Linked DNA regions of Homo sapiens: region 2 is linked to region 1. The links are chromatin loops, found by intact Hi-C in ENCODE. Cell type or tissue: psoas muscle. All regions are shown on one strand. Links, peaks and the distances in the headings refer to the core of each region. The heading gives the core; the rest is flanking DNA.

Evidence for each region. Hi-C counts contacts between places; a loop is a spot of excess contacts. Peaks named below come from ENCODE experiments on the same cell type or tissue, not always from the same donor. Only the 100,000 strongest peaks of a DNase experiment are listed, where the experiment ranks them.
Region 2: a loop joins it to region 1, with 2.2 times the contacts of the local background. A loop is called at or near these places in 8 of 110 quality-filtered maps.

Annotation. Positions count from the first base shown.
Region 1 is chr22:40,151,242-40,159,578 of GRCh38, forward strand. It overlaps a transcript of TNRC6B not described here. Among named protein-coding and RNA genes, the nearest start is that of TNRC6B, 23 kb to the right of the region's middle. In psoas muscle, for the core only: a CTCF peak has its summit at 4,954; no DNase peak of the experiment used is centred there; H3K4me3 peaks cover 339 bases; H3K27ac peaks cover 1,849 bases.
Region 2 is chr22:40,061,262-40,069,598 of GRCh38, forward strand. It overlaps a transcript of TNRC6B not described here. Among named protein-coding and RNA genes, the nearest start is that of TNRC6B-DT, 21 kb to the left of the region's middle. In psoas muscle, for the core only: no CTCF peak of the experiment used is centred there; no DNase peak of the experiment used is centred there; H3K27ac peaks cover 816 bases.

The DNA of each region.
Region 1 (8,337 bases), core at 34-8,033:
GCTTGGGCAACAGAGTGAGACTCTGTCTCAAAAATAAATAGGCCAGGCACCGTGGCTCACACCTGTAATCCCAGCTCTTTGGGAGGCTGAGGCGGGCAGATCACTTGAGGTCAGGAGTTTGAGACCAGCCTGGCCAACATGGCGAAACCCCATCTCTACTAAAAATGCACGCCTGTAATCCCAGCTACTCGGGAAGCTGAAGCAGGGAGAATCTCTTGAAGCGGAGAAGCAGAGGTTGCAATGAGCTGAGATCATGCTACTACACTTCAGCCTGGGCGACAGTGAGACTGCATCTCAAAAAAAAAAAAAAAGAAAAAAGAAAAAAACTAAAACAAAAACTCTCTAGAATATCCTCAGAGATGAGAGAAGATATTGTTATAATGGAACAAGAACAGGAGACTGGAAAAAGGAATATTCAAAGAACGAGGAAGAGCTCTTAAAAATTCAATTAAAATAGCAGAAATTGTACATATGTTAAAAGTTTTAGAAAATAAAGTTGAGAGAACCTCCCAGAAATTAAAATAAAAAAATCAAAGACACAAAAATGGAGAAAGAAAGAAAGAAGAAAATCAATCTCAGAGATTCATTCAGACACAAAAATGAAGAAAGAGAAAGAAAAGAAAGAAGAAAGAAAGAAAGAAGAAAGAAAGCAAATCAGTTAATCTGAGAGATTCAACACTGAATAACAGGAATTCCAGAAGGAGAGAACAGAAGTTGGAAGGGAGGAAACTGTCAAATAAGTAGAGAAAATGTCCCAAACCTGAAAAACAAGAGATTCTAGATTATAAGTACTTACCTAGCACCAGTTCAATAAATAAAAAAAGAACCTTGCTTAGTGGTTTGCATTTTTAAAAACTAAGGATAAATGAAAGCTCCTAAAAGGGTTTTTTGTTTTTGGTTTTGTTTTTCTTTCTTTCTTACCACTATAAAAATAAGGACTTAAATGTTTCTAGAGAAGACACATGCAATACACTAGGACTTAGAATGATACTGAGCTTCTGTGTAGCAGCTATGGGAGCTAGAAGACAACGGAGCATCACCCTCAAAATTTTGGACGGAAAAGTTTACTGACTTCAACGTTTTTGTTTGTTTGTTTTTGTTTTTGTGATGGAGTCTTGCTCTGTTGCCAGACTGGAGTGCAGTGGCACGATCTCGGCTCACTGCAAGCTCCGCCTCCCGGGTTCATGCCATTCTTCTGCCTCAGCCTCCTGCGTAGCTTGGACTACAGGTGCCCACCACCACGCCCGGCTAATTTTTTTTGTATTTTTAGTAGAGACGGGGTTTCACCATGTTAGCCAGGATGGTCTCGATCTCCTGACCTTGTGATCCGCCCGCCTTGGCCTCCCAAAATGCTGGGATTACAGGCGTGAGCCATCGCACCCGGCCACACCCGGCTAATTTTTGTATTTTTAGTAGAGATGGGGTTTCACCATGTTGGCCAGGATGACCTTGATCTCTGGACCTTGTGATCCGCCTGCCTCAGCCTCCCAAACTGCTGGGATTACAGGTGTGAGCCACCGTGCCTGGCTTTAACTTTTATATTTAATTAAATATGTGGGTAAAAAAAATGTTTTTATGGCCGGGTGTGGTGGCTCACACCTATAATCCCAGCACTTTGGGAGGCTGAGGCAGATGGGTCACCTGAGGTCAGGAGTTCGAGACCAGCCTGGCCAACATGGTGAACCCCTGTCTGTACTAAAAATACAAAAAATTAGCCAGGTGTAGTGGCACACATCTGTAGTCCCAACTACTCGGGAGGCTGAGACAGGAGAACCGCTTGAACCCAGGAGGGGAGGCTGCAATGAGCCAAGATCACACCACTTCTCTCCAGCCTGGGCAACAGAACGAGACTCCATCTCAAAAAAAATAAAAATAAATAAAACATTTTTATGTGTCAGTTATATGTGTGGATAAAACAAGGACGTTTCAGTCATTCAAGGTCTCAAAAAAATTCACCTTCTATATACCTTTTATCAGGAAATCACTGGAATATATACTCCACCTGAATCAGTGAGTAAACTGTAAAAGAGACAGAGGATCTGGGAAACAGATGCTCCAGCTTAGGAGAAAGAGGAGGGCATTCCAGAGATGAAGAGGAGGAGACATCCCTAGCGAGATGTCAGCGATTCAGTGGCCTAGAAAGCAATCAATCCAGTTCGGAGCAGGAGAAACCCCTGAGGGTGTCTCCAAGGCGGAGTGAAACTGATAGATTACCTGAAGTGTTTGAACTGATTAAGAGGAGATTTACAGTTCTGTTGGAGAGTTTGAGGATGAATTAATGAAAAATACATAACAAATACTAAGCTAGAAAAAAAAAAACAAAAAGAATAAGAAGAGGAAGTGGTAATTATTAGTTCCAGGGAAACCAAAATTATACAAGAAAGGAAATTTAATTATAGCATTCCATATGATTCAGCTGTATATATTTACTACATAATAGCACTGTTAGCACTGAATATTGAGTTGAACAAAAACGGTAACTTACATTGTGAGGAAGGGAGGATGGAGGCTTATGTTGTGAGGGTGGGGCAGGGGTGGAAAGTACTGTTTTTGTTTGTCAGCCGGTAGTATTAATGTTATTTGACTTTTTAAATAATGTATATGTATTTAATATAAATTTTAATTTTTAAATAAAATTAGTAATTTAAATTATAATAAATCATTAAAGAAAGGGAATAATTCCATTTATGAAATTATATTAATTAATATTAATATTAAGAAATTATTGGCTTTCTTTATTTTTTTTTAAGACTTAGGGTCTCGCTGTGTTGCCCAGACTGGAGTGCAGTGGCTATTCACAGGTGTGATCATAGAGCGCTACAGTCTTGAACTCCTAGGCTCAATTGATTCTCCTGCCTCTGTCCCCCGAAGTAGCTGGGACTTACAGGGTCATGCCATAGCCCTCAGCCTTTTCTTTATATCTTTAAATATAAAAGCATGGGCTGGGCGCATTGGCTCACTGCTGTAATCCCAGCACTTTGGGAGGCCAAGACGGGTGGATCACGAGGTCAGGAGATCGAGACCATCCTGGCCAACATGGTGAAACCCTGTCTCTACTAAAAAAATACAAAAATCAGCTGGGCGTGGTGGCAGGCGCCTGTAATCCCAGCTACTCGGGAGGCTGAGGCAGGAGAATCATTTGAACCTGGGAGGTGGAGGTTGCAGTGAGCCAAGATCACGTCATTGCACTCCAACCTGGGTGACAGGGCGAGACTCCATCTCAAAAATAAATAAATAAATAAATAATAAAATAAAAGCATGTATATACGTATGTATGCCTATATGTACATACATATGGTTAAAAATACATATTTTCTGGCTGGGCGTGGTGGCTCACGCCTGTAATCCTAGCACTTTGGGAGGCCGAGGCAGGTGGATCACGAGATCAGGAGATCGAGACTATCCCGGCTGACACGGTGAAACCCCATCTCTACTAAAAATACAAAAAAATTAGCTGAGCATAGTGGCGGGTACCTGTAGTCCCAGCTGCTGGGGAAGCTGAGGCAGGAGAATGGTGTGAACCTGGGAGGCAGAGCTTGCAGTGAGCCGAGATCGCACCACTGCACTCCAGCCTGGGCAACAGAGCAAGACTCTATCTCAAAAAAAAAAAAAAAAAAAAATATATATATATATATATATATATATATATATATACATATATATATATATTCTGCTTCAATTTGCTCTAAAATATATATATATTTGGACTTGATATTTATAGAATCATACTACATATGCATTCTTTTGTGACTTGCTTCCTTCACTTGATTACCTTTTTGTAACTCACCCAGATTGAGGTGTGTAGCTGTAGTTCATTCATTTTCATGCAATATAGTATTCTATTTTCTGAAAACACCATAGCCTATTTATCTGTTTTACTGTTGACAGATGTTTATTCTTCTATTTTTTTCTGTTAAAAATAATTCCACTATAAATACTTTTGTATATGTGCAAAAGCTTCTCTAGGTATATACCTATAAGTAAGTGCAGTTACTAATGTGTACAGTAAATGCATCTTCAAATGTAATAGATAATGCAAACTTTTTGTTGTTGTTGTTGTTGGGGGAGACGGAGTCTTGCTCTGTCGCCCAGGCTGGAGTACAGTGGCGTGATCTCGGCTCACTGCCACCTCTGCCTCCCAGGTTCAAGCAATTCTTCTGTCTCAGCCTCCTGAGTAGCTGGGACTAAAGGCGCACACCACCACATCCAGCTAATTTTTGTATTTTTAGTAGAGACGGAGTTTCACCATGTTGGCCAGGATGGTCTTGATCTCCTGACCTCATGATCTGCCCGCTTTGGCCTCCCAAAGTGCTGGGATTACAGGCGTGAGCCACCCTGCCTGGCTGACAAAACTGCTTTTCAAAGTAGCTATACCAGTTTTCCCTCCCACTAGGAGTGGATAAGAGTTGCTATTGCTGCATACCCTTGTCAACACTTGGTATTACCTGACTTTAATTTTAGCCAACCTAGTAGTTGTGAAATGGTTTTAATTTGCATTTTCTTGACTGACATAAGATTGAACATCTTTTCATATGTTTAGAAACTGTTTATGTGTTCTCTTCAGTGAAATTCCTGCTTGGTTATTTGCAGATTTTTCTAGTAGGTTGTCTTTGTCTCATTGATTCATCACCGTTCTTTTATATTCTAGATGCTAATCCTTTGTCAGAGTTATGTGTTTTGCCGATCAACATGTTTCCTTTTTTCTGCAGATCTAATCACTCAAGGAGAAGTTTGAAAACCATTGGCCCAGGCTTCTGTTCTGTGCACCACAGTGAAACGGCCCTGTGGTTCTGCACAGGGCAGGTGTGGGTTCTTGGAGTGAGTCGCATTGTAGTTACTGACTGCTGCTGACCTGTGGTGCTTGCCTTTGCAGGTGGAACAGGAGGATTTTGTAATGGAAGGGCATGGCAAGACTCCACCTCCTGGTGAAGAAAGCAAACAGTGAGTCACAGTTTATTTAAAAAGAGTCCTATTACAGATCCTCGGAAACACTTTGGTTCAACATGCTGATAAGCGTGTTTGTCAGAGATGTATACGTTGGAGACATTGGGGAACTCACCAGTTGCTTTGGTGGCTGTTAATGCATTGCTTCTATTTATAGACCAACTAACTAGAAGGACAAGAAAGTTAGCGTTACAGTTTTTCACACTCGCCTAATCAAAATTTATGTTATGTTGTAGCAAAGGCTTTAAGGCTCAGTATGTTCCAAATTGAACTAATTCTGTTTGGTTGATTTCCAAAGAAAGTATAAAATGGTACATCCTTTTCTCAGTATTGTCTTTCTGAAGTGAACTAAACTAATAGACCATTTCCCTGCAATCTAAGTGTGAATTTATTTGAATGGTACTTTCTGAAATTCTATTCCATTTGGTTATTTACACTGCTGATCTTTGTTTAAATAACAAATTGTTTCTCTAAAGGAACAGGAATTATAAATAATATAACTTAGCCAACATTCCAAATAATTCAGGATCTCTCCCCTAACTCCTTAAGGGGTAATTGGTTTGTTGTTGGTTTTTTTTTTTTTTTTTTCTTGAGACGGAGTATCACTCTTGTCACCCAGGCTGGAGTGCAGTGGTGCAATCTGGGCTCACTGCAACTTCCGCCTCCTGGGTTCAAGCAATTCTCCTTCCTCAGCCTCCTAAATAGGACTAGGTGTGGTGGCGGGGACTACAGTTGCCCGCCACCACACCTAGCTAATTTTTCTATTTTTAGTAGAGATGGGGTTTCACCATGTTAGTCAGGCTGCTCTTGAACTCCTGACCTCAGGTGGTCTGCCTGCCTCGGCCTCCCAAAGTGCTGGGATTGCAGGTGTGAGGCATCGTGCCCAGCCAGGGGTGATTGGTTTTAAACCTGAAGTTGGGAGTCTGTTGGGTAGCTTTTTGATAGCAGTGAGTGAATTTTTTTCCTCTCTCCGTCATAGAATGTGAAAAATTGTGTTGCAGAGCAGACTGGTTTTTCATATGCCCTTTTAAAGGAAAAACAGTTAAGACTGCTTAAAGTACTGACATAACTACTATTTTTTATTCAGACATTAGTCTCCTAAATTGAATGGGCCAGTGATTATGGAATTTACCAAAAATCTATACAGAGAAACTTCTCTCATTCATATTTTTTTTCCTAGAAAATAGTTTAATTTTGGTCTGTCTTAAGAAAATTATGTCTTTAAAACCCTTAGGAATAAATTATGCAGAATGGACTATGCTGCCACGAGGCCAGATTCATTAAAGGAAAATGGCTCGTCTTGTATTTGTTGTGAATGGAAACCAGGATATTTTCACAGCTGGTTTAATTTGCTAACCAGGCAATTTTAAAAATAGCTCACAATATAAATCCTAGCTTTGCTGTATTCTATCAAATGCACTTACATTTTGCATGGGCTGATGGAATCAATTCATCTTTAGCAAATTAGAATGCCAGACATCTAGTCCCAGTAGAATGACAAGAGAAACACTTCAGGTGCTTTTCTCCGTGTCCACTGCACAGCCCTCCACCCCCACACTCTGGTCAAAGGTCTGTCATATAAAAATTATAACTCCATTTGTCGAGGGTTTTCTGTGCACAAGGTACTTTGCTTAAATATGTTTTACTCTGTCATTTCCACTCATTACACCATTTCATCTCCATTTCACTCAGAGATCAGGGTAGGTAACTTGCCCATGGTAATGCAGCTTGAAATGCAATTTAGATTTGAACCCAGATCTTACCGACTCTCTCACACCCTTTGCCATCCTTGGAAGCTATGCTCTTGAAAAATACTGTTGTTAGTAAAACTGCAGTTGTCAAAATCAAAGTCTCATGAATAAGAGGGAGTAGGCCAGGCGTGGTGTGGCTCACTGTAATCCCAGCACTTTGGGAGGCCAAGGCGAGTGGATCACTTGAGGTTGGGAGTTCAAGACCAGCCTGACCAACGTGGTGAAACCCTGTCTCTAGTAAAAAAATACAAAATTAGCCAGGCGTGGTGGCACACGCCTGTAATCCCAGCTACTTAGGAGGCTGAGGCAGGAGAATTGCTTGAACCCAGGAGGCAGAGGTTGCAGTGAGCTGAGATCACACCATTGCACTCCAGCCTGGGCAACAAGAGCGAAACTCCATCTTCAATAAATAAATAAATAAATAAATAAATAAATAAATAAATAAATAAATAAAGAGGGAGTTGAGGGAGACAATGAAAATGGCATAAGCCTATTTTTAAAAAAACAGGTGGAAGTTCTGTACTATAAAGGATATCCATTTCTCAAACAAACCAGTCTTTATCTTTAAAAACCTCTCTAGTAACCCTTATCCTGAATCAGCTTATTTAGGTATTCAGGAAATGTTGCTGGGCAGATTCTCCTACAAGTTTTATGTTATACAAACTGTACTTCTTTGAGAGTTTCAAACAGCCCCAGCAAGTTGGAATGCCATGTGTCGTATCCTTACCATTCTCCCTTGTTTTGTTTTCACAAGTCTCATACTGCCTGGCCTTTTCACAGATGAATTCTGTTCTATTTCTGTTTTCTTCTGGGCCTGGTCAGCTATTACATACTGAAGTGATAAAGCAGAAATCAGTCGTCTCACAAGGTGCTGTGAGCAAAGGTGCTGTGTTCTTTTGTTTGAGGCAACAACAATAAAAATATTTACAAAACAAATTTTTTTTAAATCTCAGAACTGCAGTTGGCAAATGATTATTACTATACTTTGTAAATATGATTCAGTCTGGATAGGGAATCTAGGAACTGAGTAATTTTTTTGCGTGTGTGACAGAGTCTCGCTCTGTCGCCCAGGCTGGAGTGCAGTGGCACAGTCTCGGCTCACTGCAAGCTCCGCCTCCCGGGTTCACGCCATTCTCCTGCCTCAGCCTCCCGAGTAGCTGGGACTACAGGCGCCCACCATCACACCCGGCTGATTTTTCTGTATTTTTAGTAGAGATGGGGTTTCACCGTGTTAGCCAGGATGGTCTCGATCTCCTGACCTTGTGATCTGCCCGCCTCGGCCTCCCAAAGTGCTGGGATTACAGGCGTGAGCCACCGCACCTGGCCGGAACTGAGTAATTTTTTAATAAAAGTAATGTAATATAAGCTTGTCAGAAAACATTCAAACAGCAATTGTGACTGTAGAAATAAAGGTGAGACCTGGCCAGGCGCGGTGGCTCACGCCTGTAATCCCAGCACTTTGGGAGGCTGAGGCGGGCAGATCACGAGGTCAGGAGATCGAGACCATCCTGGTTAACATGGTGAAACCCCGCCTCTAGTAAAAATACAAAAAATTAGCCATGCATGGTGGCGGGCGCCTGTAGTCCCAGCAACTCGGGAGGCTGAGGCAGGAGAATGGCGTGAACCCAGAAGGCGGAGCTTG
Region 2 (8,337 bases), core at 203-8,202, 90 kb before region 1:
TGGAGTGCAATGGTGTGATCTTGGCTCACTGCAACCTCCGTCTTCCAGGTTCAAGCGATTCTCCAGCCTTGGCCTCTTGAGTAGCTGGGATTATAGGCATGCGCCACCACGTCTGCCTAATTTTTTTTTTTTTGTATTTTTAGTAGCGACAGGGTTTCACCATGTTGGCCAGGCTGGTCTCGAACTCCTGACCTCAGGTGATCCACCTGCCTCGGCCTTCCAAAGTGCTAGGATTGCAGGTGTGAGCCACTGTGCCTGGCCTGGATTTAATATTTTATAAATGTCAATTAGGTCCAGATGGTTGGTAGTATCTTTACTAGTTTGCTGTTACTTGCTCATATATTATTTATTTTTCTTCTTTTTCTGCCTTCCTTTTCCCTATTTTTAAATTTCATTTTATCTTCTTTTTTGGTTAATTAGCTGTATTTCTTTGTGTATTATTTTAGTGATTTATAACATGCATCTTTTACATACCACAATCTATCTTCAAATAGTATAGTATCACTTTCGTTATAAGAACTTTACAATTAGGCTGGGCACGGTGGCTCACACCTGTAATCCCAGCACTTTGGGAGGCCAAGGTGGGTGGATCATCTGACGTCAGGAGTTCGAGACCAGCCTAGCCAACATGGTGAAACCTTGTCTCTACTAAAAATACAAAAATTAGCTGGGCGTGGTGGTGGGCGCCTGTAATCCAAGCTACATGGGAGGCTGAGGCAGGAGAATCGCTTGAATCTGGGAGGCGGAGGTTGCAGTGATCTGAGATTGTGCCATTACGCTCCAGCCTGGGCAACACAGCGAGACTCTGTCTCAAAAATAAAAAGAAAACTTTACAACTATATGTCTCCATTTCAGCCCTCCCAGGTTTTGTATTATTGTTATGCATTTTACTTATACGTATGTTATAAATCCCACAATATGTTATTTTTTAAATTTTACTTTATTTATTTATTTTTTGAGATAGAGTCTCACTCTGTTGCCCAGGCTGGAGTGCAGTGGCGTGATCTGGGCTCACTGCAACCTCTGCCTTCTGGGTTTAGGCAGTTCTCCTGCCTTAGCCTCCTGAGTAGCTGGGATTACAGACGTCCACCACCATGCCCAGCTGCCCAGCTGATTTTTGTATTTTTACTTGAAATGGGGTTTCACCATGTTGGCCAGGCTGGTCTCAAACTCCTGACCTCAGGTGATCTGCCCATCTCGGCCTCCCAAAGTCCTGTGATTACAGGTGTGAGCCACTGCCCCTGGCCATATATTATTATTTTTGTTTTAAATTAACCATTTGACGAACAACCAGACTATTTTCAAAAAGGGCTGCACCATTTTACAATCCTACCAGCAGTATATGAGGGTTCCAGTTTCTCCAGATCCTTTTCATTGTCTGGCACTTTTATTGTCAGCTATCCTACTGGGTAGGAAATGGTATTTTCATTTGCGTTTGCCTGAACGCTAATGATTTTGAGCACGTTTTCATGCACTTATTGGCTATTTGTATATTATTGTTGGAGAAATATCTATTCAGATCCTTTGCCCATTTTTAAATTGGGTTACTTGTCTTATTGTTCAATTATAATATTTCTTTATATATCTAGATATAAATCCCTTTTTAGACACGTTTTGTGAAATTTTCTCCTAATCTGCAGGTTGATGCACTAAACTTTTAATTTTGATAAAGTTCAGTTTATCTTTTTTTTTTCTTTTGCTATTTTTGCTTTTGGCATATCTATGTAGACTTTGCTTAACCTAAGGTCACAATGATCTAATTCTATATTTTCTTCTAAGATTGTTATAGTTTTAACTCTTACATTTACATCTCTGATCTATTTTGAGTAAATTTTTGTGTATGGTGTAGGGGAGGAGTCCAACTTAATTCTTTTGCATGGGGATATATAGTTTTTCCAGCCCCATTTGTTGAAAAGACTATTCTTTTAATTCATTTAATTATCTTGGCAACTTTCTTGTGAAATTGGCTGTAATTGAGGGTTTATTTGTAGATTCTCAATTCTATTCCATTGATCTATATGTCTGTCTTTATGCCATTACCACAATACACTGATTATTGTAGTTTTGTATTACGTTTTGAGATTAGGGAGTTTGAGTCCTCCAACTTTGTTCTTTTTCAAAATTGTTTTGGCCCTTCTGGATCCCTTGAATTTCCACATGAATTTTAGGATCAGCTTCTCCATTTCTACAAGGAAGTCAGTTGAGATTGTGATAGAAATGTGCTGAACTTACAGATCAATTTGGCAAATACTGCCATTTAAACAAAATGTTGCTCTATGAACATTTGCTGCTTTTCCATTTATTCAGATCATTTTTAATTTATTTCGACGTTTTATGGTTTTCAGCGTATAAGTGTTGCACTTCTTTTGTTAAATTTATTCCTAAGAGTTTATTCTTTTTGATGTTAGGTTTTTTTCTTTTTTCTTTTTCTTTTTTTCTTTTTTTTCGTTTTTGTTTTTGAGACAGGGTCTCACTCTGTCACCCAGGCTGGAGTGCAGTGGCACGATCACAGCTTACTGCAGCCTTGACCTCTTGGGCTCAAGTGATCTTTCTGCTTCAACCTCCTGAGTAACCAGGACCAGAGTTGCACGGCACCATGCCTGCCTAATTTTTTAATTTTTTGTAGAGACAGGGTTTTGCTATGTTGCCTAGGTTGGTCTCGAACTCCTGGGCTCGAGTGATCCTCCCGCCTCAGCCTCCCAAAGTGCTGTGATTACAGGCCTGAGCCACTGCACCCAGCCCAATGTTAGTTTACATATAATTGTTTTCACAATTTTATTTTTGGTTTATTCACTGCTAATATGTAGAAATACAATGGATTTTAATACATTAATCTTGTATCCTGAAAACTTGCTGAACTCATTTATTAGTTGTGATAGTTTTTCATTGGATTCCTTAGGATTTTCTTTATACAGGATCATGTCATCTGCAAATAGGGATAGTTTAAATTCTTCCTTTTAAGTCTAGATGCTCTTTGTTTCATTTTCTGCCTAATTGTCCTCCAGTACAATGTTGGCCAAAAGTGGCAAGCCTGGATATTTATCTTGTTTTTGGTCTCAGGGGGACCACTATGATCTTCAGTCATTTGCCACTAAGTATGATGTTAGCTGATTTTTTTTTTTTTAAGATGGCCTTTATCGGGTTAAGGAAGTTCCTTTTTACTCCTAGTTTTGGGTGCATTTTTATTAAGAAAGGGTATTGAATTTTGTTAAATGCTTTTGCTGCTTCTATTGAGATGATCATCTAGTTTTTGTTATTTATTCTACTGATGTGGTATATTACATTGATTTTTGTATATTAAGCTAACTTTGCATTCCTGGGATAAATCCCACATGGTGATGGTGTATAATCCTTTTTTTTTTTTTTTTCTTTTTGAGACAGGGTCTCACTCTGTCGCCAGGTGGAAGTGTAGTGGCACGATCTCGGCTCACTGCAACCTCTGGCTCCTGGGTTCAAGCAATTCTCCTGCCTCAGCCTCCCGAGTAGCTGGGATTATAGGCATGTGCCACCACACCCGACTAATTTTTGTATTTTTAGTAGAGACAGGGTTTCACCATGTTGGCCAGGCTGGTCTTGAACTCCTGACCTCAGGTGATCTGCCCACCTCGGCCTTCCAAAGTGCTGGGATTACAGGCGTGAGCCACTGCACCTAGCCTATAATCCTTTTTTATAGATTGCTATATTTAACTTGCTAGTATATTTTGTTAAGGATTTTCACATCTATGTTCATAAGAGATAATGGTCTATAGCATTGTTTTTGTATGTGTGTGTTTTTTCTTGTGTCTTTTTCTAATGAGGGTAATACTGGTCTCATAGAATGAATTGGGAAGTGTTCCCTTCGTTTTTGGAGGGTGGGGGTGGAGGGAGGGTTTGTAAATAATTGATATTAATTTTTCTTTAAATATTTGATAGAATTCCCCAGTGAGCTCTGTTGCCTAGGCTGGAGTGGATCTTAGCCCACTGTAACCTTGAACTCCTAGGCTCAAGTGATCGTCCTGCCTCAGCCTTCTGAGTAGCTAAGACTACAGGTGTGTACCACCACACCCAGCTAATTATTTTGTTTTTGTGGAGGTAGGGTTTTGCTATTTTGCCCAGGCTGGTCTTGAACTCCTGGCGTCAAGCAACCCTCCCACCTTGTCCTCCCAAATCGTTACAACTACAGCCACCTCTCCTGGCACTGGGGTTTGCTTTATAGGAATTTTTTTTATTATGAATTTAGTTTATTATAGGCCTATTCAGATTTTCTGTTTCTTACAAAGTCAGTTTTGGTAGTTTGTGTCTTTCTAGGAATTTGTCTATTTCATCTAGGTTTTCTAATTTGTTGGCATACAGTTCATGTCTGGTGATTTTTATTGGATGCTAAACTTTGTAAGTTTTATATTATTGGATGGTGGATCTTTGTGTATCTCTGTAAATATTATTGAGCTTTGTTCTGGATCGACGCTGTTTGATCCATTTGGGTGTTGCTTTTAAGCTCTGTTAGATGGAAGCAGAACAGTACTTTGGATTAATGTTCTTCACTACTGAAGCAACTGAATCTTCTGAGTCTTCTACTTAGTGCCCCACGAATGATGGTTTTTACTCTGTCTGGTGAGATTAGGCACAATTCCTGGCCCCGTGTGAGTTCCAAAGATTGTTTCTTCTAATCATTTTGGGTAGTTATTTCCCCAGCTTAGGGCAGTTTTCTCACATAAACGTGCTGTTTTTGAACTCAGCTGAATACTCAGAGGGTCTCCTACAGATCTCTGGAGTTCTTTCTCTGTGCAGCTCTTTTCTCTCTTGGTACTACTGTATGCTGCAAATTCTGATTCCTTGGCCTTTTCAGAATCTAGCTCTGGCTCCTCAAGTAAAGGTATTCCTCTGAGTTCCCCCTGGGTTTCCCTCCCTGTTCTGTGACTGGGAAACTTTCCCTAGGCAGCAAGCTAGGCCAGTCATAGGCCACCTTCTTCATTTGCCGTGTCTCAGGGATCACATCACTGTCCCATGCTGCCTGTGGCCAGTATCTTAAAAACTGTTTTATATATTTCATCCAGTTTCTTAGTTGTTTCAGGTATGAGGATAAATATTGCTCTCGTTACTTCACCTTTTCTGGAAGCGGAAGTCTTGCCTTTTCTTAAAATATCAGGAATTCTTTAGGGGTTGCTTCCAGAGTATGAGATATTCTTTGGAATTTCCGTAGGGGGAATATCTTCCTTCTTTCAGGATGGATTTGATTTTGAGGAGCAACCAGGAGTATGTTTTCAGGTCTGGATATGTGATTTCTCATCTGGGTAATACTGTTTGAGGTCCAAAATGAGCTCAGTGTAATAAGGCAGCTTTCCTTGTGTGATTTGTAAACTAGTTTGGAAACAAAATAAGAGTTGCAAAGTATTTTCATTGGTAACCTGATTAAGATAAGGATAAAACTTCTTAGGGGTGTGTATCTTGAAAAATAACTTTAGTTTGAATGCTTCTCTATATTTGCTGGTATATATTATTGTTTATATTTAAAATTTGAACTGAAGTATTTAAGAAAGCTTGGTTTTATGTGATAGTCTCCCTCCAACTTGATTATAAACTTACTGATATTTGAATACTTTTGTACATTTCTCCTTACTACATTGCACTCTTAACTGTGGAAGCTTCTTTTCTTTTTTTTTTTTTTCTTTTTAAATTTTTTTTGAGACAGAGTTTCACTCTGTCACCAGGCTGGAGTGCAGTGGCATGATTTCATCTCACTACAACTTCAACCTCCGAGGCTCAAGTGATCCTCCTACCTCACCTTCCTGAGTAGCTGGGATTACGGGCACATGCCACCATGCCCAGTTAATTTTTGTATTTTTTGTAGAGATGGAGTTTCGCCATGTTGCCCAGGCTAGAATGTGGAAGCTTGTCACATCATGATAATCAACTAATTAATTTCTGTGTAAAGAAACTGATATCACTCTGTCAAAAATATGTTGCATGATACAAAGTATGTAAAATTGATTTTTGTTACCTGTACAGTTTATAATGCCTTCGTAAGTTTAATTAAAAGCTATTCATATACGATGTTGAATTCCAGTAGCATGAGCGCATATCTGTATTTGTCTTGTACTGTGGGAATTATGTGAATGCCCTAGTTCAAAGAGATGCCTTGACTCTGGATATATTAGGGTTCTCTAGAGAGACAGAACCAACAGAATATATATTTGTATGGATACATGAGAGAGGATTTAGTAGGAGAATTGGCTCCTGTGATTATGAAGGCCGAGAAGTCCCACAATAGCCCGTCTGCAAGTCGGAGAACCAGAGAAGCTCAGGCGTGTCTCAGCCCAAGTTGAGAGGCTTAAGAACCAAGGAAGCCAGTGGTGTAACTTTCAGTCCAAGGCTGAAGGCCTGAGAGCCCCAAGAGGCTGCTGGTGCAAATCCCAGAGTCCAAAGGCTGAAGATCGTGGAGTTCTGATGTTCAAGAGCAGGAGGAGGAGGGAATCCCATCCTGGAAGAGACAGAGAATGCACCCTTCTTCTACAGGGTTTTTCCATTCAGGCCCCTAGCCAATGGGATAGTGCCTGCCCACATTGAGGGCAATAGTCTCACTCCCCGACTTACCTGTCAGTCTCCTCTGGAAACACCCTCCCAGGCACACCCAGAAGCAATGCTTCACCAGCCATCTAGGGATCTCTCAACACAGTCAAGTTGATACCTAAAATTAACCATCACAGTGGATATGTTATGTCATTAACCAAAGAATGTCCATAGAACCAAGTAGATTGGAATATACACTCTATCATATGCCACCTTAATCACTGGGTCAAATTCTTTTTTGGGGGAAAGAGGTTAAAATTGTTTTTCCATAGTCTTTGTTTTCCAGCACCCTAAGATCCTATTAACCTCATCCCACCCCCAATTCAGAAAGATAAGGACTTTAAAAAAGTATTCTTATGGTTTGAATTCTTAGATTTTTAGCTTTCAGCTTTTATTTTCTGTAATTTCATCTTTTTAGTTAACTGTATAGTTTCACAGTTCCTTTATAGTGAATAGTGAACCTTATAGTAGATAGAGTGGATACTCTTTTACTTACGTGGTTTGTTCTTTTGTTTTGTTTTGTTTTTTGAGATGGAGTCTTACTCTGCTGCCCAGGCTGGAGTGCAGTGGCGCAATCTCGGGTCACTACAACCTCCGCCTCCTGGGTTCAGGTGATTGTCCTGCCTCAGCCTCCTGAGTAGCTGGGACTACAGGCACGCGCCACCATGCCCAGCCAATTTTTGTGTTTTTAATAGAGACGAGGTCTCACCATGTTGGCCAGGCTGGTCTCGAACTCCTAGCCTCAGGTGATCCTCCTGCCTTGGCCTCCTGAAGTGCTGGGATTACAGGCGTGAGCCACCGCGCCTGGCCTCTTGGTTTGTTCTTTATCTGGATGTTCTTGTTTAGTATCTTAGTAACTTTTCGTTGTCTTGTTTTCTTTTCATTTTCTTTCAATTCTGTGTTTTGTTTAAGTAAAAGGAAGGTTACAACAGGAAAATCTTCTTTTATTTTTTATTTCTACAGATGAGGTCTCGCCGTGTTGCCCAGGCTGGTCTCAAACTCCTGGCCTGAAGTAGTCCTCCCTGCCTCAGCCTCCTAAAATGCTGGGATTACAGGAATGAACCATTGCACCTTGCCAGATTTTTCTTTTAAATCCATATATATGAGGTGGACTTTTTACCTTGAAATTTGCATTGAAATTTTTAATTTTTATTTTTGATTAATTTAGAATTCCATACATACTATTTTTATGACCACATATTTTTCATGGAGAGTAAAAACCACACTTTAGTAAACAATAGTGTAAAGGTAGCATTATCCTTTGTTTCCAGGACCTAGCCACAAATTTGCTATGAAAGTTTTTTGTTTTTGAGACAGTATCTCGCTGTCTCGCCCAGGCTGTAGTGCAGGTACAATCATGCCCCACTGCATGCAGCCTCAAATTCGTGGGCTCAAGCAGCCCTCGCACCTCAGCCTCCTGAGTAGTTGGGATCACAGGTGCACACTACCAGGTTGACTGATATAAAATTTTTTTTTTTTGTAGAGCTGGGGTCTCCCTATGTTGTCCAGGCTGATCTCAAACTCCTGGGCTCAAGGGATCCTCCTACCTCACCCTCCCAAAGTGCTGGGATTACAGGTGTGAACTACTGCACCTGGCCTAAAAGTTGTTTTAAGGAATATTTTGTGTTATTTTTCAGTCTTTAGTTTCTTTGAGTATAACTTTGTAAGAGCTTTTTTTTTTTAATTTTTTTTTTTTTGAGATGGAGTTTCGCTCTCATTGCCCCAGCTGGAGTGCAATGGCGTGATCTCGGCTCACCGCAACCTCCGCCTCCTAGGTTCAGGCGATTCTCC